Regions from separate parts of the Mus musculus genome. Here all the other regions are linked to region 4. A link is a loop called in an ENCODE intact Hi-C map of the cell type or tissue named here. Cell type or tissue: heart. All regions are shown on one strand.

Region 1 (5,000 bases), 290 kb before region 4:
TCACAATAGCCAGGAAATGGAGCCAGCCTAGATGCCCGTCAACTGATTACGGATTGATGACTAATAAGCAGAGAGGATGTTCTCACAGTCCTCAAGGTTGATTGTCTCATCCAAAATTGTCCTTGACCTTCCCTGTCACACAGGTGCTCGAAGAAATGATGTCATTTATGTAAATCTACATCTAGACTCGTGCTGGTAAGTCCAGAGTGCGTCTTTTCACTTGTGTGTATCCTTACTGCTTTTGTTCTCTCTCTCTCTCTCTCTGTGTGTGTGTGTGTGTGTGTGTGTATATGTGTGTGCCTGTGCCTGTCTCTCTGACTCTGTCTCTCTGCCTTTCACACACACACACACACACACACACACACACACACACGCACACACACGCACACACACGCACAGCTTTTGTATATTGTGCATATGTGTTTGTGTGTGTGCCTGTGCATGCAGAGGCCAGAAGACCACCTCAGGTGTCAGTCCTCAGTACTCGGCCATCTTGTGTCTTGAGACAGTGTCTCTCACTGGGAACTGAGGACCCCCTTTTGACCTAGGCCATTGTCCAGGGAGCTGCTGGAATCTACACGGCTGTACCTCCCCAGCAGAAATGCACCTACACAGCCTTTAGGTGTGTGCTGGGGATCCAGTCCAGGTCTTCACAGCTGCATGGAAGGCAGCTTGCCTGCTCGACTAGGCTGTCTTCCCAGCCTCCATTCTCATATTTAACACATCTACCTAGCTCTTCACCTTACTCACGGCTCATTTGGTTTTTAAACTTAAAAATAAACGTAGGGCTGAAGAGATCAGCGTTTAAACGTGCTTGTTTCTCTCATCGAAACGGAACTCAAAAACTCAACTCTGTGACTTCAAAGCATGATCAAGCTTTTTTTTTTTTTTAAAAAAGAAGTCATATCTTAACTAGTCTCTTCAGGTGCTCACTACACGCACAAGAGGAACTCTGCGTTCTTAATCTTTCTCAAAACCCTGAGCATCTGTCTCCAGGGTGTGTCGAGCCCGAGGCATCAGAAGATGGAAGATGAGTGAGTTTTGGTTTCGGGGCAGAAAACAGATGCAGACAGATACCTGCTGGGAATGTCCCCAGGGATTAGGGGCGTCCGAGCTTGTATTGTCAGGAAATCCTAGGCAGTGAGGGAGGGTGATTCAGAAGCAGAGAAAGCCACTGGGGGGCGGTGCCTTTGATTTCTGGGAGATATTCTGGAAAGTGTCAGCTGTCTCTGCTTTGGGGAGTGGCAGACTACCTCAAAAGGATCAGCTGCTGCGGTGGATGGGTGTCAGGAGAGAACATGATTGGTTGATGGAAGGGGGTACTCTTCAGAAGTATAGCTGTAAAATGACAGAAAAAAATGAAGTCACTGAGAGAGCCCATGCTGAGCACAAGCTGGTTTCAGTGGGTGATGGTAGAGGATTTGTTTTACAGCTTCAAGTGAAACAGGGAAACTTACCTCTCATTAAGGTATTTTCTTTCTCTCCTCTGAGACAGGGTCTCTTGCTATGTAGCCTTGGATAATCTTGAACCTGTAACCCTGCCTCAGGCCTCCCATTGCTGGGATGACTGGTGTGCACCAGGGTGCTGTAAGCTATTCAAATATCTTCACCTCCCTCACTATAAAGATTGTGGTCTTGGGGCCAGTGCCTTCTCTCGTGTTTACTTCACTCATTAGATTTGTCTTATGAAAATGCCGGGGCAGAATGTCATCTGTGTACTCTTCCTGGGACCTGCCTGAGTACCCATCCAAGTCTGGTTTGATGACTCAGTAAGTTTAATTGGGATTGCTTACAAGAACACGGGGGAGGGGTTACTTCCAGAACCTTGGAGAGCTTACAAGTGGCTATACCACTGAAGAAAAGATTTCTCCTAGTGGTGATTATATTTTCTGATATTCACAGAGAGGAGTGGGGCCTCGTGAACCCCTCTGCGCTGGTAAAACACTGATGGGCCCAGCTCAATTCAAAGGCAGACCATGTCTTGCTCAGAGGACAGTATTCCACAGCATTCTTGTTCACATGGAGTAACTTTTATTGCTCTGGGCACCAGACCAGAAAGGTCTGATCCTTTCAGAGTACTGCCTACTGGAGAAGTGTGGCCCATCAAACAAAACCACTTAATCGTGTTGAGTGATGCTTTGTAGTGAAAGGCTACCTGAGGGCCCAAGCTGAGTGAGATCTTACAGAAGGCCATAATGAGGGAGGACCCGGACTTGACAGTGGTGGGAGTCCTGAGAGGGGGTGAAGAGAACACTGGATGTGTTACCAGGCTCAGGGAGCACAGATGTGCCCCAATAAGCCATATTTGGCCCATCTCCCTTAATAAGCCAATTAAAGGAGCTAAATTAATATAGAAAAGTAGATAGAGGAGATGTATTCAGTGTGGCAACACCAGGAAGAGGGGGAAAGAGATTCAAGTCCCACAAGTCAGTCTTTGATGTCCTGAAACAGGAGAAAGGTAGAAACAGGCAGAAAAAGATGTGGATCAGTGAACAGACCCAGTAGGGTGATCTCCTGCCCACTGTTGTCTGAGTTCTAAGTCTCTCCAGAAAGTCATCCCGTATGGTGGAAACAAGGTCCTCTTCTTGCTGAGCTCAGGACTTCAGCCATTTCTCTTTCCAGCAGGGGGCTCCTGGAGAAATACCAACCTGGGGGTGAGGAGGTGGGGCATCCATCTTTTCAGTAGTCTGATAGCCAAAGAGGGAGCCCAGGTGTCTGGTTATATTTCTGCAGTTTCCATCTCTTCCTCCTTCTGTTTTCATCAACAGTGGATGAAGTAATGGTGCAAATCATGGAAGCTGTAAAAGAACATCTAATACAGAGTCCCCGTGCCGAGCAGATTCTGAGGGTCTGGTGGAGCTGGCCACTGCTTACACCTGCAGGCATAAGGAGCCACAAAAAGGGCTCTGGAGTGAGAGTGCATTCTGCCACTATGGGTACATGTAGTATGAGATGAACTAAGCTCCGTGGAATCTGCACACGTTTGTGTAAGCTATACCCTCCAAACGCAAGGCTGCTGAGAACATCAAACACTAATGAGAACAAAAGGGGGAGCATCGTCTTCAGCTCTTACTTCCCTTCTGCCTCCATGTATCTCATCTCCCACCCACTGGTTTACTCCCAACATCTGCGTCAAGTGCAACCCTGTTTGCCGGATCTAGCTGCACGGCCAGACTCATTCCCCTTTATTTCATGCTGGGACCTCTTCAGGAATCACCTTCACAGCCTTCCTGCTTCTCTCCTGTCCTTCAAACTGTCCGTTCCTAGTGCCTCCGTCAAAATACTTTTAGACATAATGACTGTCTTGCCACACCCTGATTTAAAGCCTCCCAAAGTTGCCTTCTCAACTCCCAAGTCATTCCCCCCTCCTTCCAGATCCTGATGCTCAGGCCACATTGGCTTCCTCTTCTATTCCAGGGGACTGTCTCTAATGAGAAGCCCCTCCCCATTCTAAACACATTCACATATCTGTCTCCCGCCTTAGCAAACCCTGACATTCACTCAATGTCACTGTCTGTGACCCCCTCCCTATATACCTGTCACTGGTCTGGCCTTTCCTCTAGTCGCCTGTCTGAATCTCACACTCCTTCATTACTTGGCTGAAACATTCAAGGACACACCACAAATGAAAGGCTCACATCATATCACCTCCTCTTGGGTAACTATCTCCAACCTTCAGGCATTTCCAGGCACACAGTAGAGGGATGCATACAGGATAGGCCACCCACTTCCATGTCACCCTCTCTGGCTGCAGTAATGCTACACATGTAGGCCTGAGTGGATACAGGACATGAAGGCACTTTATGTCTAAGAGCTGAGTGGACTGAGCCAAAGTTTTGTCCAAAAACCCATTTAAACATCCTAAATGAAGAACCCAAAGGTGGAACCAGCTCCGTCACTCTGTGTTCAGACAGAAAAATAGTCCCTCAGGACCACAAAACACTGCTCTTTAAAAAGCAAAAGGATGCTGGCACACAATCCCAATGGATCTCAGGCCAATTCTGAAACAAGCTGGCAACAAACCCACCAGTCCTATAGGGTCCAACTTATATAAGGGTCCTGTGTACAAAGAGGCAGCCAGGGGCACCAGAGAGAAAAGGAATGCTAAGTGAGCTCAGTTTCTGTTTGTTGCATCTTAAGAAAGTTCTAGAGGTCTGGAGAGATGGCTTACACAGTTAAGAGCACTGACTGCTTTTCCAAAAGTCCTGAGTTCAATTCCCAGCAACCACATGGTAGCTCACAACATCTATAATGGGATCCGATGTCCTCTTTTGGTGTGCCTGAAGACAGCGACAGTGTACTCGTATCAATAAATGAATAAATCTTTTTTTAAAAAAGAGAAAGTTCTAGAGGTGGATGCATGGAATGAGACTGTCCTCGACACTACCTGGTCACACGAGATAGCAAATGTCAAGTCAGATAGAATTTATCACAGTAAAAACTAAGAGGTCACTTCCTGAGTGACACAGGAAGATGCTCTGCGTATATCATGAAGGTCTGTCCCATGAGCTGCAGAAGGCAGATCAGAGGAGGGTCTTGACTTTTGTCTCAATTTCCATTTGGTTTTTTTTTTCTGTTTTGTTGTTTTTGTTTTTGTTTTTGTTTTTGTTTTTGTGACAGGGTTTCTCTGTATAGCCCTGGCTGTCCTGGAACTCACGCTGTAGACCAGGCTGGCCTTGAACTCAGAAATCTGCCTGCCTCTGCCTCCTGATGTTGGTTAGCTGACTACAAATTTCAATGGTTTTCTTTTATGGAAGGGTCACTCATAGAGCCACGACCTTACAGGTTAATTCTGGAGATGAAGGGAGTCAGGATGGCAGAGTACAAACTCTTTTCCTTCCCCTGCCTCAGAACAGAAGTTGGTCCAACAGAGCATCCACAGCATGGATAAGGTTCCGAGCCTCAAGATGCCTCTGTGGTCACATATACTATGTTGTCCTTGAGCAACAACTCAGGGCCTCTTGCCCTTGTAGAGGGAAACTAGTGCTCAAAGCTTGTTA
Region 2 (5,000 bases), 240 kb before region 4:
GGAGTGGGAAAAGGCAACATGATACAGGCCCTTGGGATCCGGCTGTGTAGAGTGCCTTGCTGGGTGTCGGGCTTCAGGAAAGGGATCGCTGAAGCAGCTATATGAGAAGTGACACCTTAGGAAGAGATAGGACAAGACATCAATGGCACCCTAGGAAGGCATGCAGCAGGCATCCTATACTCGAGGGGATGGTCTCATGGACATTACTGCTGACATCCACAAAGAAGCCAGAGGCAGGAGCAGTAGAAAGGCCAGCAGGGTTTTACAGGATGGTGTCATTCTGCAGGTGACAGGACAACATCAAGAGGCATAAACAATGGGGGAGCAGGTATGAAATAAGTTGGTGGGTGGGCTAGCTGGTGGTCCAGACAGAATGCAGTTCCATTACCAAACTAGGGGTCACAGCCTGTGCCCTAAGAGAACAAGTTGGACCCTTCCCCGAGAATCCAATTAAAGCATCCAAATGAACAGGAGAGAGCAGAGAGGGGGGAGATGTGTTCAGTGAGGCCACATTGAGAAGAAGAACAAAGATCCAGTCACCCTGCCTCATGTCCATCCCTGAGGTTCTGAAATGAGATACAATTTTAAATAAAGGACCAAGACTGTGTACATCTGAGCAGTTCTGGTTAAGACATGGTCCTGCCCATCGTTAACTGACCATTGTCTGCACTTCAGTCTCATCCTGTAAGGCAGTCTGATAAGACAGAACTGTATGGAACCGCCAAGATGAAAGCTACCCACTAGTTGGCACCCTTTCCCTCTCACAGAACGAGATTCTGAGGGAAATTCCCATCTCTTTGGGATCTATGATAATCAGACTGAAAGATACAAGTGTCTTTCTACAGAGCTTTCTATTTTTCCACACAGTTTACAGTAACTGATGAAGCTTGGATGGTGATGCTGAAGGAAGGAAGACATGGCAGACAGGACTAGAAAACGGTGTGGGATTAAAGCAACAGAACCAAGGAGGATCAGGAGACAGAGGATGCCGTGCGCAACAAGTCATGACTAATGTCAAGAAGGTTAATGGAATCATTGGAGCTCTGGGTTTTAATGACAGGTTCCCTGAGCCCACAACACAGCATGCCTGTCACAGAAGTGATCAGTTTTCACAGAAGAGACAGATCATCTCCTCATAAGACCAACATGGTTTCAAATGCTGAGGACGGGGTCGGGGTTATTATGGGATAAAGACATAGAGGCCTGAGGTAAGGGTGAGGAGAATCACTGTGGATCAGTGGTCAGCACACTCCAAGTCAAGGCTTATGGCTTTTTACTGGGTTCGGGCAGCATCTATGGCTTGGAGGGTGTAGTTTGGGGACACCCCAATGTTGAAAGGTTACCCATTAGACATTTGTACGAGTCTACAGACTTTGCCCGATGGTCAGAATCTTGAGAGCCCTGAGTCCCTGAAGAACAATTAGGTAACCCTAACTGCCACGTCCCGATTGGCTAGAGCAGTTACCTATGGCAAAGCTAACAGAAGGCTATCACATAACAGTGTGACCTCTAGAAGTCGATGTTAGGGACCCCTGAAGCCACATGTTTACTTCCCTGGGTTTCCAGGGTGATCTTAGAGCCAGGGCAGCAGGATGAGGCTGAACCTCACTGGGAAAATGCCGGTTCCACCCTCTATGACCGTACAATCACCCAGTGTGACCACAGACACAGTGTGACCACAGATGATCTTACGATGAAGTGACTGGAAAGAACAAGGTTGGGGGCAGAAAGAGGCTCCAAAGGCATCACGAGGTACACATGAAAGCCACCAATGCTAAGAGAGACTGGAAACCCTTCCAAGCCATGGGCTACACCCAGAGCAGAGAATGCTGGCAAGAGGCCCCGTGACCTCCAGATACCACACGGGCTGTGCACGATGCAAACCATCCACATAGGAGAAGCAGGCACTGTACAAATGGCCTGCAAAGGATCAGGACTCTCTGAGCCCGGGGCCATTATGCTCCTCGTCTTTGCCAGCCCTCTGGCTCACTTCCATTCTCAGGAGTGCATTTTTCTCTCTTAATAAACTCTATTTTTAATCACTCTCCATGGATCTCAGGTCTGACTGTTCCCGAACACAATCACCTGGAAATGGCAGCAGGTATCTTGTAAACACGATATCTTGATGTTTTAAATCCAAAAAAGAAAAAGAAGAAAAAACTCCAAACCCCAAACGGGAGAGGAGATGTTAGGTTAGGTTTTCACATTTGGGACATTACCTTATGAACTATGGCAAAATCTTTGCCTTCCTTGACAACCACTTCTGCATAGAGGAGCATGGCTAATGGCATAGCCCCAGGGATTCAGTCCTAGCACTATGGGAGCCAGGACACAGACAGACCCCACAACATTCAATCCTATCATTTTTCAGCAGGACATAGAAGTGCTTAGAGGCCATGTGACCTTGTTTAGCAGGTGACAGACTCGGAGAGGTTTAGTCCTGAGTTCATACCATTGGCAAGGGCATGCTAGTACCAAATTAAAAAAAAAAATGGAAAGAATTCTTTTCACGGATTGTATGAGATCTTCCCTGGATTAATCATTCTCAATTTTATTTCCTTATTTAGAAAAAAAAGTAGAATTTTTTTTTTCAAAAAAAAAATCCATGTATTTTCCAAACAGCCCTAGTTCAGGAACTTCCTTCACGAATTACTATTATTGTTATTTTTTTTATGCAAAGCCTGGAAAAACTCCACAGAGGAAAAGAGCAACCACACCCGGGGCTCCGTGGAAGGTCTGAGGTCATACTCTGAGAGATGCTGGAGAGGAGGGGGAGGGGAAGACGAGGGAGAATGGAGCGGGAGGGAACACTAATCTACCTCCTCCACCAGGAGTCCTAGATCAAGTGCAGAAGCTCAGAGATGCTGCTGAGGCGCAAGGGAGCCTGGCCTCTATCTGCAGTGTACAGTCTATAGACGGCTCAGCTGGAATTCTAAAATCCCAAGAGGCTGGCAGCGGAGATGGCTCAGTCATCACTGCTCCCAGATGCAGACCTGAGGACCTGGGTTTAATGCACAGGACTTGAGAAGGGGTGCATGCCTGACATCCCAGCGCTGCTGATGCAGAGACTGGAGGCTCCCGGGCTCATTCTGGCAGCCAGTCTAGCTAGATTGGTGACCTCCAAAGATAAGGTGGAGAGGGTCTGAGGAAGACACTTGACATCAATCTCTGACTTCCACGTATGCATACATGCATACGCTCACAAATGCTCACACGAAGCCCCAGGAGTCAAAGAATGCACAGTGGGCTGGGTGATGTCATAGGAAGCAAGTGTGCATCCTCCTGGTCCCTGGTTCCTGGCACACAGCTTTTGAAACCCTTGGAGTCTCCCAAGTGTCTTGCGTGTTAGTGGGGTGTTGGTAGCCTCAGAACTGGAGCTGGTCTCAGGAAAGCACAAGGAGGTACTAGAAGCCTCCATGTACTGCCTCCAGGGAGAGAAAAGACACTGAAGGCTGTGTTCATCGCCAGCGTCCACCTCACTCGTGTGCTGGAGCTTCCTTGGAATCACAGAGGGATATGGACCAAATACCTACCAGCCAGATAGCCACCCAAAAAAGCCACAAGAGCCTCTAACATTGTCCTGTTCATCTCTTTATCTATCATTTATATTATATATTATATAATTATATATAATATATTCAATAAACACACTAATATATTTATTAATATATTAATATTAAGAAAACATCAATAAATGTATTAAATACATTAATGTGTTTATTGTTGATACATTGGTATTAATATAGTAATATTAATTAATAGAGTAACAACATACTTATTAAATACATGATGTATTTATTATTGATATGTTGATATCAATTAATATTAATTAATACAGTATTAATATATTTATTATATACATTTATGCCTATTTGCCTGACTTCTCAGAGATGATGTAACAAGTATGTGGCCCCAGTATATCACGAGAGCTCAGGCTTGTCAGAAGCTGAAGTCAAAGGACATGAGGGTGTGGTGGGCACAGGAAGGGTCAGTGCTGGAGAGCGAGCCTCGGCCTTCTGGATGAGACTATCTCTACTAGATAATGTCAAAACAAGATCCAGTTAGAAGACACCCAGTTGGTGTCGTTGCTGCTGAACTGATGGTGTGGTGTGAGGGAGGGCCACTTAGCTGGTGTCTGTGAGTGAGTGGTGAGTGGCAATTCAGAATAGAGGAAAACAGTCCATAACTTGTCATCTGAGCACTGGAGAGGAAAGTGCAGGAGGGTCACGAGTTCAAAGCCAGCCTGGACTACACTGAGAGAAAGGAAGGAAATGAAGGCAGGAGAGGGGATGGGGGGAGGGGGAAAGGAGGGAGGAAGAAAAGAAGTAAAGGAAAGGAGGGAGGGGAAGAGGAGTGGAGGGGAGGGGAAGCAGAGAGGAGGGGGCAGGGGAGGGAAGGAGAGGAAGTGTGTGCTAGTGATGCATGATGGATGGCTGCGGCCCCTCAGAAAGAGTCCGACCCCAATGAAGGGATGTGGTCACAGTGATCACCCTTTCTTCAGTTGACTTGTGCCAAGCATGCAGGACGGATAACTAAGATCTGTGCCCTGCTCCTGGACTCAGACCCTTCTGTGGCCCTTACACTCTGTGTGCATGCATGTGATAGCCATGCCTCCGAGGGTCATACATCTTCCTACCCAACATCTTCCTGCCCTGACCGATCGATCGATCATATGTCCTCAAAGGCGGGGGGTTAAAGACGGCAGCTACAACTTCACTTGAGCAGTACAATATAAAACATCAGGGACATCTGGAGCAAGTGGCAGTGAGCCCTTCTTTCTGTCTTGTTTTGTTGTGGACACGAGGGCTTCTCATGCCATCCAGGCTGGCCTCAAACTTGCCATCCTCCTGCCTCCACCTCTCTGGTATTGGGAGGGCAAGTGTGAGACCTTGGCTGACCGTTTGATTGACAACCAGCCTCTCGAAGTTTCCCCGGATGGCGTGGTCTTTCTCACATGCAGCATCTTATTTGGGTGATTGTAACTGTTGGCACCATTTGCT
Region 3 (5,000 bases), 380 kb before region 4:
TAGCTTGCTCTCGGGAATCCCTTGTCTCTGCCCTTCCAAGAGCTAGAATTGCAGATGGGCCGTGTTCACCTAGCATTTGGGGGAGTTCTGGGAATTCAAACTCTAGTCCTCAAACTCGTATGGCAAGCACTGAGCCATCTCCACAGCCCCTCGGGACCATATGCTTGGGCCTTGAGGGAAAACAGATTCGGATTCATGTCTGCAGGGCATAATGCTAGGAAAGTCCGTGTGGCCCTCTCCCTTCTGGTTCAAAATGACATCAGCTAGAACTGCTACTAAGGAAAAAGATACACAAGGGGGTACTCGCCCATCAAGAGCATGGCACGAGTTTATGATGCTAAGAATTTAGAATCATCTGTCTGCAAACATGCAAGATCCTTTAAAAAAATCATACCAAGTGTACTGGCTAGTTTTGTGTCAACTTGACACAGCTGGAGCTGTGAGAGAAAGGAGCTTCAGTTGAGGAAATGCCTCCATGAGATCCAACTGTAAAGCATTTTCTCAATTAGTGATCAAGGGGGAAAGGCCCCTTGTGGGTGGGACCATCTCAGGGCTGGTAGTCTTGGTTCCATAAGAAAGCAGGCTGAGCAAGCCAGGTGAGGCAAGCCAGTAAGTAACATCCCTCCATGGCCTCTGCATCAGCTCCTGCTTCCTGACCTGCTTGAGTTCCAGTCCTGACTTCCTTGGTGATGAACAGCAGTATGGAAGTGTAAGCCGAATAAACCCTTTCCTCCCCAACTTGCTTCTTGGTCATGATGTTTGTGCAGGAATAGAAACCCTGACTAAGACACCAAGGGAACTCTGAGATTATCCAATAAAGCAGAGGGCCAACCCCAAAGGACCCCCAGCTGTGCCTCCATGTTCTCTTGTTCCCTCAGAAATTCAGACATGATACTGGTCTTATACATTCATATTGAAGTGTTGTGAACGTGTGTGTGTGTGTGTGTGTGTGTGTGTGTGTGTGTGTGAGAGAGAGAGAGAGAGAGAGAGAGAGAGAGAGAGAGAGAAAGAGAGAGAGAGAGAGAGGTCAACATCAGATGTGATTCCTCTGAACACTGCTCACCCTCTTGAGGGGTACAAAGACAGGCTTTCCCACTGGCCTAAACTCTCTGATTCAGCTAGGTTGGCTTTCTGAACCGAGAGACACAGGTCTGTCTCCCAGCACTAGGACTTTAAGGGTTCACCAACCTGCCTGGCTTTTTAACTAAGCATTGCCCACCCCCCACGCCCGCCCCACAGCCAGGGACCGTGCATATTAACCATACAAAGTAGCACAGAAAAGGACACAGGAACTTGCCTCTAATTCCCAAAGCGTGGAGCCTGCCAGAGACAAATGGCGAAGGCTGTTTGAAGGCTGTTTTAAAGCTAATCTGCTTGCCCCTGTGTTTTTGAGTTGTTCATTTGAAATGTGCAATTACCTGTCATCATGGGAGAATCTCAACATGGAAACACTCAACAGGAGCCGAGGCAAAAGAAACCTAAGAAAGCACAGATCTTAGACATCAAACAGACAGTAATTCTCCTGGTCCTCCTGTACAGTCTTACATGCCACCCGTGAGTAAACAAGGCTCTGCCTGTCACTCTGTCATTTGTGACACACGCAGTCCTCTTGATTTAGAAGTCTTCAAAGCAACAGTGTCCTACCACAAAAAAAAAAAAAAAAAAAGTAACAAAGATCACAAGTAACATTCCCAAAGTGTCTCTCTAAATCCCTTCTCTGAGCCTTCAATTAAAGGAGAGGGCCGTCTGGATGGCCGAGGCTGCAAGTTCAGCATGCGGTCATGGGGTGAGAGCAAGGCGCGCGCGTGCGCGCACACACACACACACACACCTACCTGTACACACTTATAACCTGTGATTTATAGAGTTTAAGAAACTGGAAGAAACATCCTATTAAATAAAGGTTGTGTGAGGTATGTCAAAATACAACACAATCTTTTCCCTAAATGGAACCTTCTGGTTCTTTGGGCTTTAAAAGATAAGCAGTTGCCCTTTGTCCAAGATTTTGACAATTTTGAACCTGCTCATCCACATTTAAACCTCTGGGGGGCAGTAGAGGTTCACAGTTGAAATGATACTCTGTGTGTGTGTGTGTGTGTGTGTGTGTGTGTGTGTGTGTGCTTGTGTGTGTTCATTAAGGTGTGTGTGTGTGTCCACATGTCTGCGGTGTCTATGTGTGTGCACCCGAACATGTGTGCACATGTGTATTTATATATGTGTGCATGCACACAAGTGTGTCTGTGGTGTGTTCACAGGGTGATATACCTAGCAGTATGTAAGTATGATGCATTACAGATGTCCTCATGTGTGCTTGTGTGTGGAGCAAAGGTGGGTCAGGTGGTGGATGGCCTCAGAGCTGCAAGCAGCCTGTGAGCTGAGCTGACAGAGCTCAGGAGAGCCAGAAAGATCATGGCTTCTAGCCAGTGCCATGTTGGCCAGAGCCAGATGCCTTGCAGCAAGGCAGTCTAAACAGCAGAACCCAGGAAAGTGCTCTCTGGAGCTCACTGGAATGCGCTTTTCATCCAGGGACACTTTCTTGGGGAGCAGGGGAGAGGTGGTGGGCTGGGAGTTTTTCCTTACCCCCTTCTATTGGCCCGCCAAGGAGAACTGTGTCTTCTATCTCTGAGACCACAGATCCTCCAGCTGTTTGCAGGGGAGAGATAACTGACCTTAGGCTGAGATCTTGTGAGGGCCACCTACCCTGGGCAGAACAATGCAACAGCAGCAGAGCCGCCCCCAAGCGGCCTCTCTCTTGGAGACTGTGGATGTTGATTGCTTTGTTGAGCTTCTTCTGAGAAGACAATGGGGAAAAGAAATCGGGCTTTAATCCTTTCGTCTGGACCATCTGATAAGAAGGTCCAGGAAAGGGGCTGATAAAGAAGTTTGCAGATTACAATGAACAGAAGAGAGAGAGAGTCCAGGCAGCCCCAGGTGCTGACTTCTGTGCGGACCTGTGGAGCCCCTCCTTCATTCCTCTGCAAGGCCAGACTGCACTGCCGACTTGGAGAGCCGGAGGAGAATTAAACGAGACACTCAGGGTGTCTGGGAAGGCTTTGTACTCTAAAGTGTGGGTGTGTTTCTACTGCTGATATTGGCAATGCCTGACAAGGCTTCCTGCTTTGGCCTCCTTCACTGAGAGACCAGCTCAAGCTTCTGTTCACTCCCTTTAATGGTCCTGGGGAGCTCAGACTACACCCAGGCTCTGGACAACTTGGCCAGTCCTCAGATAAAGGACTGCAGGAAACTTAGGAGAGCTTAGCCCTGGAGCTCTGGTCCCACCCAGTCTCACCCAGTGGCCTCTCTTGTTCACAGGAGTTCATTGGCAGCCTCAGGCTGCTAGCTGGGTCCTAGGGCCTTTCTGAAGGTGAGACAAGGCGATCAACCCCAGCCCTGACAGCTGGGCGTCAACACTTGCAGTAAGGGATAGGAACACAGAGAAACTTGCCCTGGGGTGGCCCCTGAGTCCTATTCCTACTCGTTTATTTATTTGGAACCAGGGAGACAGCGTGAGCTGGGGCGCACTGTTCCCACAGTGGCCTTTGACCTTGGAACAACCTGCTGCTGCCAGAGTCTCTGTAGCTCAGCCCTGAGACATGGGAGTATCCCTTTGCAGGCTGGAAAAAAATGGGGGTGGGGGGATCACCTTGACTGTGCAAGGCCTCTTGGTGCTTGGATGCTCCTGGTGAACTTGACCTCTGTCCTTAATTATTTGCGTCATGACCACACATATCCAGTTTCTTCTCACCCAGGCTCGGCCTCCAGTGAGAGCTTCCTGTTTGTTTAAACGCACGGAACAATTCCTACTAAGCTCCACAGTTCTATTTTAAGTGAAAAAGATTTTCCCAAGCCAGCAAAAGCAGCTCCACTTCTCCTATCATCTCCCCAAAGGCGGCCAAAGTACCCAAGACTTATCCAAGGTAGCCAGGAAGATTTCTTAAGAGAGGCAGCTGTTCGCAGAGACTGTTTTCAAGGAGCATCCAAACCTGATCTGGAATATTCCATTGTGCAATGGAGAGTGTGTTATCTTCCCCAAAGTGCTATTTCCAAGGATGAGCCAGTTTAAGCAAGACATAGAGTCCTCACTGCTCAGCCCACATGGTTCAAGAGTCTCTGGACCGGCCAGACTTCCCAACCATGCCAGCTATAAGGAAGACAACAGGCGAGCTGTCCTGTGATGGAGGAGGGGGAGTAGGTGGCTGCACAGCTGAGATGCATGCAGGTCTCCACATCTTCAGACAAATCATATTATCATATCAACATAAATGCTGAACGCACACATGTGCGAGCGCACGCGCACGCACACACACACACACACACACACACACACACACACACGATTCTTTCCTTCCTCCTATTCTGCCTTTATTTACTTAACCATGTTGGGTCCATCCCAAAGAACTATGTGTTGGGCTGAGGAAGGAGTCTGTTACACAAGCATGAAGATCTGAGTTAGATCCTCTAAATTCACATTTAAAAAGCCAGATGTAGAGCCAGATGTAGGGTGTATAACCCCAGTACTAGGGAGACAGAGACAGTAAACCTCTGGGATTTAATGGCCGTTCATCCCAACCAACTTGATGGGCATCAGACCAGTGAGAGAGCCTTCCTCAGTGAAAAGGTGCATCCATTTCTCTAGCAGTGGTTCTTCAGGGGTGCTGGTGGAGTAGGTTTATCTCTGTGGGTCCCATCTTGCCTCTGAGGACTGTGGGAGGTAAACCAGGACAGGGTGGTTCTCGCTGAGATTTCACACACCTTCTCAGGGGAGTCTGAGTCCTTGCTGAATGGGAGGGAGGGTCCTTTCCATCCATGGGAACCCCTAATGGGGGTTAGAAACATATACATTTGAACATATTTTGCATTCAGTTATGTGCTGGCCTCAGAAAGAAGTGCAGAAAGAGGTAAGGACAAACTGCTGCTCCAACGGATGAGTCAGCTTTCAGTCACTGTGACAAAGCGCCTGAGGCTGCCTTATAAGAAGAAAGGTTGATGGAAGCTCATGG
Region 4 (5,000 bases):
GGACCAGCACGGGGACGCGACGGAGAGATCCCTGCCCTGACCTCCAAGTCCCAGCTGGCCCCTTAGCCTAGACCTGCCTGGCGCCAGCATTCCTGCCTCCCAACTCCAACCTGGCGCCCACACACCAGGATCCCCAGTCCCGACCTGGCGCCCACACACCCGGATCCCCAGTCCCGACCTGACGCCCACACCTCTGGCACCCTAGTCATGATCTGGCGCCCTCATTCCCCATCACCCAGTCTCGACCTGGCGCCTGCACTCCCAGTTCCCTACTTCTGATCTGGCGCCCGTATATCAGGCTCCCCAACTACGATCAGGTGCTGGCACCCCAAACTCTAGCTCTAGACACGAATCGAATGCAGTAATTCTGGTCCCGCGCCTCGGCACCTCACAGCCAGACAGTGCACGGCTCCCACCCTGCAAACTTCTATCCTAGAGGACCCTGTAAGACCACTACCAGACAAGGCCAACTCTCGGCACCCCAAAACCCACCTGGCTGTGCTTTCCGGAACTGTATCCTGGCCACGGACTTCTTCCAGAGTCATTGTGCGATCCACGAACAGCAAGTTATCCAAAAGAGTGCGGAGGGAACCCGAGCGCAGGTAAAGATTCCCAGAGTCCGATGCGCGCCCACCACCAGCGAGTGCGCCAGGCTGGGCCGGGAGAGCCCTTTTATAGACAGGCTCGGCGCGCCGCCGCCAGCTGGCGGGAGGCTGCACTCCCATTGGCCAGCGCCCGCTTTCTGATGCAAATGAGGCGGCAGGCCTGCGGCTCGTGCCAGAAGGCCACGTGGGGAGGGGTGCGGGGGATGACACAGCCTCAAATCTGCCGCTTTTGTCAGGGTGTTACCAGGCAGACTGGAGCCTGCAGATTTCATCTCGCCTTTCTTTTTTTGTAAGTCCTTAAAAGGAAAAAGTTTAAAAAAAAAGTACGTTGTTTGCTGATACGATACTGGAATTTGTAGAATGCACACTTGGAGAATGTAAAAGCCCCCTCTTTTTTTTTTTTTTTTTGCTCTTTTTTTTTTTTTTTTTTTTGCGACCTTTCTAATTTTTCCTCAATTTTCAGTTTGAAGTTTATAGGGTTGTTACATCGAAACCGAAACTTAAAGTCAAAGGTTTGCAACTGCAGCTGACATTAGGCCTAGGCTGCCACTAGGGACTCAGGACTCTGCGCCTTTCGGGGTCGCGGCTGCAAGGTCTAAGCCCTCCCATCCCCCACCCCTACCCCTAGCAGATCGCTGTGGGACGCGGGCAGCAGGGACCAGCAGATTGCTGCCGGCACACGCGGCTCGTTTGCATTTCTATACGGGGCACACAAAAGAGGAGGTCTGGCGTGTGGCAGTTCGCGGTGGGGACAATCGACGCTTTCTCTTTCATAGCAACACTGTCCACCTGCCGCCGGTGGGGTGGGCCGAGCCCCGTCGGGAGCCGGGGTCGCGGGGTTGCCCGGCGCGTGGGGGTCGGAGCAGCGTGCCGCTCCCCCGCCACTGGGTGCGCACCTCTTAGGCTTATTCTGACTGCTGGGATTCTGATGCACGCGTGCTAAGCTCGAGAGTGAGCTGTACACCAAGGCTACTGTGCCCCAAACCCCAGAGGTTCCGGGGTTCAGACTCCGGGAACTCGGCTGTTCCACATTGTTTTTCCCAGGGCGCCGCCTACCGGCCGACCTAGAAAAATCCAGATCCTCTCATCCACCCACCAAATATTGCCTCGCGTTGACCTCTCAGGGGGGTTTGAGCTGGGACACCCCAAGCACCGAGAACCCTGTGCTATTATGCGCATCATTTAGAATCAGGGTAACGCCTGCACCGGGCGCCCGGGCCTGGAGACCGAAAGGAGCCTGCCACCCAGGACCAAGAATCCGTTTGTCTTATGAGAATTTGAAATATTTCAACTACTTAAAAATGTTTCTTCAAGAGGTTCTTTTCTGATAACGTAATAAAATTAGAAGTGATCTTGAGAGCTTTCTGAACTTATCGTTTGTCCCGTGGGACCTGCACATCAGGCTTCCAGACTGCTCGCCCGCAGAACACGACACTGTGGGCGTCTGCGTCTCTCTGTGCTAACACAGAAAAGTGTGCTAGGGGACTTCTGGAGATTCTTGAGTGAAGCCTGGGAGACTGGATAGGGCAAAGGGCGTTCATGAAGCTTGCCAGACTGAGGCAAAACTCACACACACCCACACACCCACCCACACACACACACACACACAGACACACACACACACAGACACAGAGAGAGAGAGAGAGAGAGAGAGAGAGAGAGAGAGAAGAGAGAGAGAGAGAGAGAGAGAGAGAGAGAGAGAGAGAGAGAGTGGATTTTCTCCTTTCTACTGGAGCGTTCTCCAGGTGGGTGGTGAATATAGATCATTCAGTGTTAATTTTTGAACTCCTTAAAGGACGTTTTTGCTGCAAGGGGAAGCTGCTTGTTTGCCAACGCCAAAGGCTAGGCGAGGGGCCGGCGTTTTGCGCCTCCCAGAGGCTGCATTGAGAACTGCAGGTGTCGGCCCTGTGGTTCCTCTGCAAGGTCTCTCAGATTCTTAACACCCCTTCCTACTAAAATACGTTTTAAGTGATGGAAACAGGGTTTCTCATCCTGGCTGTCCTGGAACTCACTCTGTAGACCAGGCTGGCCTCGAACTCAAAAATTCACCTGCCTCTGCCTCTGCCTCTGCCTCTGCCTCTGCCTCTGCCTCTGCCTCTGCCTCTGCCTCTGCCTCTGCCTCTGCCTCTGCCTCTGCCTCTGCCTCTGCCTCTGCCTCTGCCTCCCAAGTGCTGGGATAAAAGTCGTGTGCCACCACTGCCCGGCCAGTTTTATTACTTCTTAATTCCCATTGGTTTCAGATCCCAAGGAAACGTCGGAAATAATAATCCATTTGATGTCTTGGCGCACACCCGCTACTTCCACTTATAGCTAGAAAAGTGCTCACTTACCAAGTTGCAGGAAATGACACCCCCCCGCGCACCCCATCCTCCGGCCTGTCCCCCACAGGAAGGTCTGTACAGGTTAGCGCAGGCTTAAGTACTAGCATTTCCAGACCTCGCCCTCAGCCAGTCTGGGTCAGAAGGGATGATTGACAGACCCCGAAGCTAGTCTACTCTGCTGGCATTTTCAAAGTATTCCATTACAGGAAACCCTCCTCTCTGCCTTAAGCTTAGGGCCTCACACAACTTTACCTAGCTAAGTCCTAGTGGTCCCAAAGTCCCCATCTCAATTAGGAAAGAAAGGTTAGGGCCGGGCCCAACGTCACAGGCAGTATTGCTAAACCCCATATTATCCGGTGGCTACACTCTTACTACATCCCTAAACCTTAATAATACAGGGGACAGTGAGTCTACTAAAGCGGAAGTTTCACATATACTTCACTTTTGAAACCCTTTAGAGGTGGGGATATAGCTCGGTAGGTAGAACGGATGCATACAGAGTGTGCATCAAGACCGGCTTTATAAACCATGCATAGTAAGTAGTGCACACTTGGAATCCAAGGATATCCTTGAACTCAACACTAGCACTAGCTGGGTATACCTTGGGCCCTACCTCAAAATCGAATTAAAAGAAATGCATAAAACCTAGAATCCCAGCTACTTGGAAGGCTGAGCAAGGAGGACTCTTATGTCTAAAGGCTAGCCTGGGCCAACCGGAGAGACAGTCCCCAATCCCAGCAAATTCTCTCGGTGAACTTCTCCATGACTTTGTCTGCTAGGAGGGGGTCCTGAGGAAAGCTTGCATCATTTGAAGGAAGATGGAGTCGGTCCCCAGGGCAATAATCTCTGTGAAGCATTCCCTCCACCCTGCATTTGGAGTGTGCACAGAGAATGATCTTAAACAGCAGGCATATGCCTCGAGCCCCCTAAGCCAGCCCCTGGGACAGCTAGACCAAGGCTGCAAGACCAAAGCAGGCTGAGGAGCCCAGCCCCATGCAGGTGGAGTTCCCTGGGCTGTCTTAGGAAAAGCCAAATTCATTGACACTTTTTCAATGAAAAAAAGGAAAATGTGGACTCTTGCCTTCTCTTGGTTAGTTAGCCTTATCAATGCTTTTCAAGACAAGGCAAGTCTTTGGATGTTTCCAGAAGAACGTCCCTTCCCCCGCCCCAGACCTGCTAATGATGGGTCTGTGGCCCATGATGACGGTGAATTTTGTTAAAGAAGAAATAAAAATCTTTATGCAAGACCTAAACCTCAGCAGAGGCAGCGTGCCGGCATTTAAAGGCTCCACCAGCCCTTTCCACCCCTGCCCTGTCCTCAGAGCCTTGCCGGGGTGAAATACTGATCTACAGGGGGGGCATTTCACTGGACAGCCGAGACAGGAAACAGGAAACAAAAAGGGAAGGCTTTTCGCAGCAAGCCGGACATCCGTGGTGAGAGCTTTCTGGAAGGCGAGATTATTCTTGGCTGTGCACTTGCAGGGCATGGGGGAGACAGAAGCGATGGCAGAGCCTTGGCTGCCCCCGGAGGGATGCAAATCATTCCTGCATTCCTACTTTCCCTTTCGACAGTAAGGAAGGATTTGGAGCAACAGTCAGCTGCAGTGCAGCCCTACACCGGAACACAAATGTGTGCACCCTAGTGGAAACACCCCCTCCCCAAGTCACAGGTGTTCCCTCTTCCTGGTCAGACCCTGTGCCAGAACCTTCTGAGCCTCAAGCTCCTCACCTAGGGACTGAACTTTGCCCTACATGCACGAACCATCTTTGTCCTTTGTTCACTCCCAAGGGAGTTTCTTCTGCTACTTTTCTTTCTTTTTCTCTTTTCTTGAGGAGAGTGGGTGGGGGCTCTGGTTGGTACTTAATTAGATTTTAAGAGGAAAAAAAAAACAACTTTGAGTGGCAAGCAGGGAAAGCCTGGCAGCTGCAGGGAGGAGGGAGGTGGGGAGGAGGGAAGTGGGGAGGAGGAAGAGCGAGCCATTCTTTTTCAATTAGAGATCAGGAAAGAAGGCTGGCTCAGCTGCAGGGGGAAAAAACTGGAGCAGCTGCAGGACGCAGGAGAGAGGGTGAGAAG
Region 5 (5,000 bases), 180 kb before region 4:
CGGCCTCATTCCCCAGCAGCTGCCTGCGAGAAGAAACATGGTCTCTTTGAAGCTGCAAGGCACCCAGGCCCTGCAACTGTGTAAAGGTACAGCTGAGCAGGACAGAAAAGTCATGGCTGGGGAGGGTGGGGGGGAGAGGGGTTCGTGGCAGGGGGCGGGGCTTATTCACAGCTCTAGGACAATCTGTCCGGAAGCCACAGGCTAATGTGGCAGATGCCTAGGGCACCGCCTTGGCCATGGAAAGCAGATGTGCTTCTAGTTTTGATCCTGAGAACACAGAAAAGAAATGCTAAAAAAAAGCATCATTTGAGCATCTGTGGAGGTCCTGCATCTGTTTCTCTCCAGAGGCTGCTAGCTCCACCATTGGCATTATTGTTGTTGTTTTCCACAAAGGTAAGTAAGCCCTCGCTGATTTCCCAGACAGTTGTAACAAATAATCACAGAGCTAAATAAAACAGAAAGCTGTGCCAATGGGCTGCGATGATGGCTCAGTCAAGTGCTTGGGTACAAGGCTCGGCACCTGACTGTGATCCCCATGTACAAACCTGGGCAGTGGTGGCACGTGCTGGTAATCCCAACTCAGGGGAGGCGGGGACAAGAAGATCCTTGGGGGGGGGGGGGTCACTGGACTGCCAGCTTGCCCCATTTAGCTCAATGGAAAATGAGAACTCCTGTCTCAAAAAAACACAAAATAGATGACACTTCAGAAACAATGTTCTAAGTTGATCTTTGATCTGCAGACACATAGACACACATGCGTACACACAAAGAAAAATAAAATAAATAAGAAGAATGAGGTGCCCACGAACCCACTTCCTTCCACCTTGGAACCCACTTTCTGCCATTTGGAGCCCACTTCCTGCCACCTTGAAGCTCACTTGCCACCTTGGAGCCCACTTCCTGCCACCTTAAAGCCCACTTCCTGCCACCTTAGAGCCCACTTCCTGCCATTTGGAGCTCACTTCCTGCCACGTAGGAGCCTACTTCCGGTCAGTGTGGTGCCTGTGGTGGTGTTCTCATACCCCAAATGCCTCCCCAGAGGTTGGAAGATTAGCTATTCCGTGGCTCTGAATTTGTCACCTTCTGTCAACCCCGTTTATACTCATGGGTCAGGAATTCAGTCGCACAAAAGTGGCTTCTGATTCCTCGAAAGATGGCTGTTGGGGTCCCATAAAAGGCACACATTGGCCCTCTCCACCACAGCATATCCCGACAGCCTCAAAGATGCTGTGTAGCTATGGTGATGGAGCAGCCTTCCCTACTTTCAGAGGACATAGAAATGCATCTCCACAGAATGACTGTCTTTAAGAAACGATCTCCCACAGTGATGGACAAGCAGGATCCAGTGCCCCGCCCACCAACACAGCCCTGTCCACCAACACAGCTTAACTGCAGTACTTGTCTGTCTCTTCTTGCTTTCTCTCCCATGGCCACTCTTAAGTGAAGGTCACACTCTTGAGATGACCCTGCCCAGGAAAGAACATCTCCCCTCTGCAATCTCCTGAGGTTGCTTTCATGTTTTCTGTAAGATTCACATCCAGATTCTTTTAAAGGGAGAGAATTCACTCATGCTTTCAAGGTGGCCTCTGAATTATTGCTGAATACCCTCTCTGCTAACAGCTGCTGGCAGTATGATAGGATTCCTTCTCGGGGCATGCAGTAGGCAATTGCTAGCATATTGCTTCACCATGCACAAAGTCTATCCTGTGGAGATGCCCATCAACTGTCCAGCTGCCTGCTTTGCAAGTCCCTGCCATATGGCATTCCGCCCTGGGTAACTGACTCTACAGTCATACCATGTGGCCAAAGCCACTCCCCTGGACCACACTCAGTCTGGCCAGACACTCCAACAGTCACTGTGCTGGCAGGCTGTGCATCAGGTGCGTGGTCCGCAGTGATCTCAGCCTGAGCCACCCCTATGTGAGGTCCCATGCATGACAAGTGTGGCTCAGCAGTTCCCCGAGCACCAGGCCCAGGTGACGAGGCTTTTCTGTCTACCCACTAATTGCCATTTTCTCTGAGCTCTGTCTGGCCGCAACTCCAAAATTCCATTCTAACAGACTGCATCGTGTCCCCAAGCAAGGAGTCATCCCTCACTGTCTGCAGTGTTTGAGATCGGGTAACACAGACACATAGATCAAGGCTCTTCACAGTCCTCTGTAAGTGGTGAGGTCAGAGCCTGCTGCTCGGCTGCTGGTCCGTGGACCTTTGTATTGTGTGGTGTAGACAGCCACAGGTGGTGCATGGGACGAGACTCTGGGCTAGCAAATGCTCACAAGATTTTCCTTTCCTGGGTCTTCAGAAGTCTGCAAGACCCAAGGCTGACAGCACAAGCCCAAGAAACGATGGATGACTTCTTCCTGGCTGATTTCTACTTGCCTCAGAGAGCCCCACGTGGGCTGTGGGGCCGCCGGCTGTGGGGCTGCCGGCTGCGGGAACCACCCAGCAAGCATTAATCAGCGCTGCAGATTGCCCTCCAAGGACACACTGTACTACAAGGAGAGAGCTTTGAACTTCAGCTGCCACAGCTGGGGGGAACTTGATAGTGGGAAGTAATAAAGAGCCATCGGAGGGAGGTCGTTGGCTGAGGGTAGGGGTGCTCCCTGGGAGACGGAAACGGAAACGGAAGCACCGGCATCTAGCCATTTTTGTTTTGTTTGTTTTGTTTCTGCCTGCATCACCAGCTTTTTAGATGGGCAGAAAGCAGAGATCTGAGGACAGGAATCCAGGCCCAGACTATATAGTAAAGAAAGCACTCTGCTCCACAGAGGACTTTGAGCCATGACAGGCTGCTCTCTCTCGGGAAGGGGCACTCTACTCTGAGGGACACTCTACTCAGAAAGGGGCCTTCTGAGGCTGGACAGCAAGGAGGGAACTTGTGGAATTCCCAAGGTTCACCTGACTCAGCTCCTTGGAGAGGCCTCCGAGGGAACAAGTCATTGAATTGAAGCCTGTGGTCTGCTGAGCTCTTGGAGGCTTTGGGCCAGCTGGCACTCTGCATTGTGGGTGTGGCCTTCACAAAGCCATGTCTTCCTAAGTGCTAGGGCAGGGGCAAACAGCAGCAAGCCCTGCCTTCCTCTTTCCCCAAAAGTAGTCCATAAAGAGATAAGGCAAAGCAAAGGTGGGTGAAGAAGTTCTGGGGCCGAGAAGGGCAGCCCACACAGGAAGGCAGCTCTGCAGGAAGAAAGGAGACTCTAGTAGGTACGGTCATCTCCGTGATGAACTGAGAAACAAGTAATACAAGTTCCTGGCCCTAAACACCAGCAACTCACAGAAGCCTCTGGGACATCTCTGTGTATTTATTATCAATATGAACCTTTTGAACCTTGACAGACTCAAAGTAAGTCTACAAGAGCTATTTTAAAGGACACACTATGTGACCGCAACCCCTCATACAAGGTGTGTCTTCTTAGTCAGGATCCCACGACATCTGGGTCAACGAAGAACATGCCAAGGACCTAGGGAGACGGCTCAGTCAGTAAAGTCCCTACCTCACAAGCGTAAGGCTCTGGGTTTGGTGCTCAGATGCTATGTAGAAAGCAGGGCTTGGTGGTCCATGCCTATAATCCCACCACCAAGAAGGCTGAGACAGATGAGTCCCTGAGGTTCGCTGAACAACCAGATTAGCCTAACAGGGAAGTTCCAGGTCTATCAGAGATCCCTGGGAGACGGAAAGGGAAGCGCTGGCATCTAGTCCTCAAAAGTGGAGGAATGACACCCAAGGTTGACCTCTAGCCTCTGTGTGTACTCATGCATGTGTGTACACACATGCACACAAACACACACACACACACACACACCAGAGAGGCGTTGGCTTCATGGGCATTCAGCAAAGGATTTATGCTTTAAAGGTGCCTCTGTTTCAGATGCCAGTTTGGAACTCAGGGCTCCTCAGGCCACCTGCACTTGTGACAAGCTGACTGCAAGGTCAAGTTCTTACACTGTCCCCAGCCTGGTCATGACACAAAATGCAGGGAGCACCGTGCAACCCTCATAGTCTGTCATGCAGGGCACAACCCAAATGAAGTCTCAGAGTCTCAGAGCGTGTTGCAGGAAATATTAAAGAAAAGAACCTGCCAACTCTCTGGGGCTGGCCCCCACACCAGATGATCACACTCGGTCGCACTTGCATGGTCTCTTGGCCCACCAACTCTCTGGCCCTGCAAGGTCACAGGGCTTCTGCCAGGCCAGTTCTAGGATGGGTGTGTGTGTGTGTGTGTGTGCATGTTCCTCTCGCTTCCATGCATTGCCCCACACACCCCTGGTTAGCCATCTCAATACCTAATTACCCAGTAGATTTAAGACTCTTAAGCTTATAGTTAAACAATTAGATTTATGTACTAATAATATCACATTTTACAAGATACCAATACAATAATTTCAGAGCCAGTTGGTAATGCTAAAACTTGTAACTCAATTATTCTAACCTTTAGATAACACCATGTCAGCCTCCATTCTCATTCTTCTCCCTCCTCCCTCCTGGGACCTCTCTCTCTGTCTCCCCAACTTCTAGCTCCACCTCCCTTTTCCTGTCCAATCACAGGCCTGCCACCGCCCTAATGTGATTGGACAGAGAAAACCCTGCAACAAGAAAGTCTCAAATATGAACCCTCTGGGCCACTGGGATTTGTCACCTTCCTAGGTGACCAACCCAGGAAGCTAACCTAAGTGCCCTATGTCCAATTTCCCCTGGAATCTCACATGAACCCATAGTTAACTGGATCAATGGCTGTGTTGAACACATCTCTACCCACCCCACCCCCTTCTATCCTCTTGCATAATCCCCAAGGGCAGACTGAGAACCTCAATGTTCTAACTTTCAACCACCATGTTGAAAACATTCTGGCATGTCTGTTCCTTTTCTTCTCATCAGAAGCTGACCCTGCCACCGTGTTTGCGAGCCTCCAGAACCACGAGCCAATATCAGCCTTTTCACTTACAAATTACCCAACCTGGAGCATTGTTTTACAGCACCGGAACACTAAGTGACGAATAGGGAA

Evidence for each region. A loop is a pair of places that touch in the nucleus more often than their neighbours do. Peaks named below come from ENCODE experiments on the same cell type or tissue, not always from the same donor. Only the 100,000 strongest peaks of a DNase experiment are listed, where the experiment ranks them.
Region 1: a loop joins it to region 4, with 2.4 times the contacts of the local background. A loop is called at or near these places in 3 of 42 quality-filtered maps.
Region 2: it touches region 4 in a loop (3-fold over the local background); 19 of 42 quality-filtered maps call a loop at or near these places.
Region 3: it touches region 4 in a loop (8-fold over the local background); 41 of 42 quality-filtered maps call a loop at or near these places.
Region 5: a loop joins it to region 4, with 2.9 times the contacts of the local background. A loop is called at or near these places in 10 of 42 quality-filtered maps.

What each region holds. Positions count from the first base shown.
Region 1 is chr13:52,135,520-52,140,519 of GRCm38, reverse strand. No RefSeq gene overlaps it. Among named protein-coding and RNA genes, the nearest start is that of 4921525O09Rik, 41 kb to the right of the region's middle. In heart, a CTCF peak has its summit at 2,610 (motif pointing right); no DNase peak of the experiment used is centred here.
Region 2 is chr13:52,086,314-52,091,313 of GRCm38, reverse strand. No RefSeq gene overlaps it. Among named protein-coding and RNA genes, the nearest start is that of Gm40948, 5.2 kb to the right of the region's middle. In heart, a CTCF peak has its summit at 2,828; a DNase peak (open chromatin) is centred at 2,793; H3K27ac peaks cover 676 bases.
Region 3 is chr13:52,220,912-52,225,911 of GRCm38, reverse strand. It overlaps Gm33041 (a long non-coding RNA gene), which reads right to left and starts at 3,044. Exons shown (of 4, transcript XR_382371.3): 1 at 2,952-3,044; 2 at 2,701-2,791; 3 at 1,419-1,640. In heart, a CTCF peak has its summit at 2,000 (motif pointing right); DNase peaks (open chromatin) are centred at 2,401, 3,341 and 3,431; H3K27ac peaks cover 1,771 bases.
Region 4 is chr13:51,842,325-51,847,324 of GRCm38, reverse strand. It overlaps Gadd45g (growth arrest and DNA-damage-inducible 45 gamma), which reads right to left and starts at 650. Exons shown (of 4, transcript NM_011817.2): 1 at 493-650. The coding sequence starts at 545. In heart, CTCF peaks have their summits at 698, 1,462, 1,664 (motif pointing left) and 2,486; DNase peaks (open chromatin) are centred at 44, 774, 1,564, 4,334 and 3 weaker places; H3K4me3 peaks cover 3,636 bases; H3K27ac peaks cover 3,661 bases; H3K27me3 peaks cover 407 bases.
Region 5 is chr13:52,022,463-52,027,462 of GRCm38, reverse strand. No RefSeq gene overlaps it. Among named protein-coding and RNA genes, the nearest start is that of Gm40948, 59 kb to the left of the region's middle. In heart, no CTCF peak of the experiment used is centred here; DNase peaks (open chromatin) are centred at 1,872, 2,522 and 2,992; H3K4me3 peaks cover 396 bases; H3K27ac peaks cover 2,140 bases.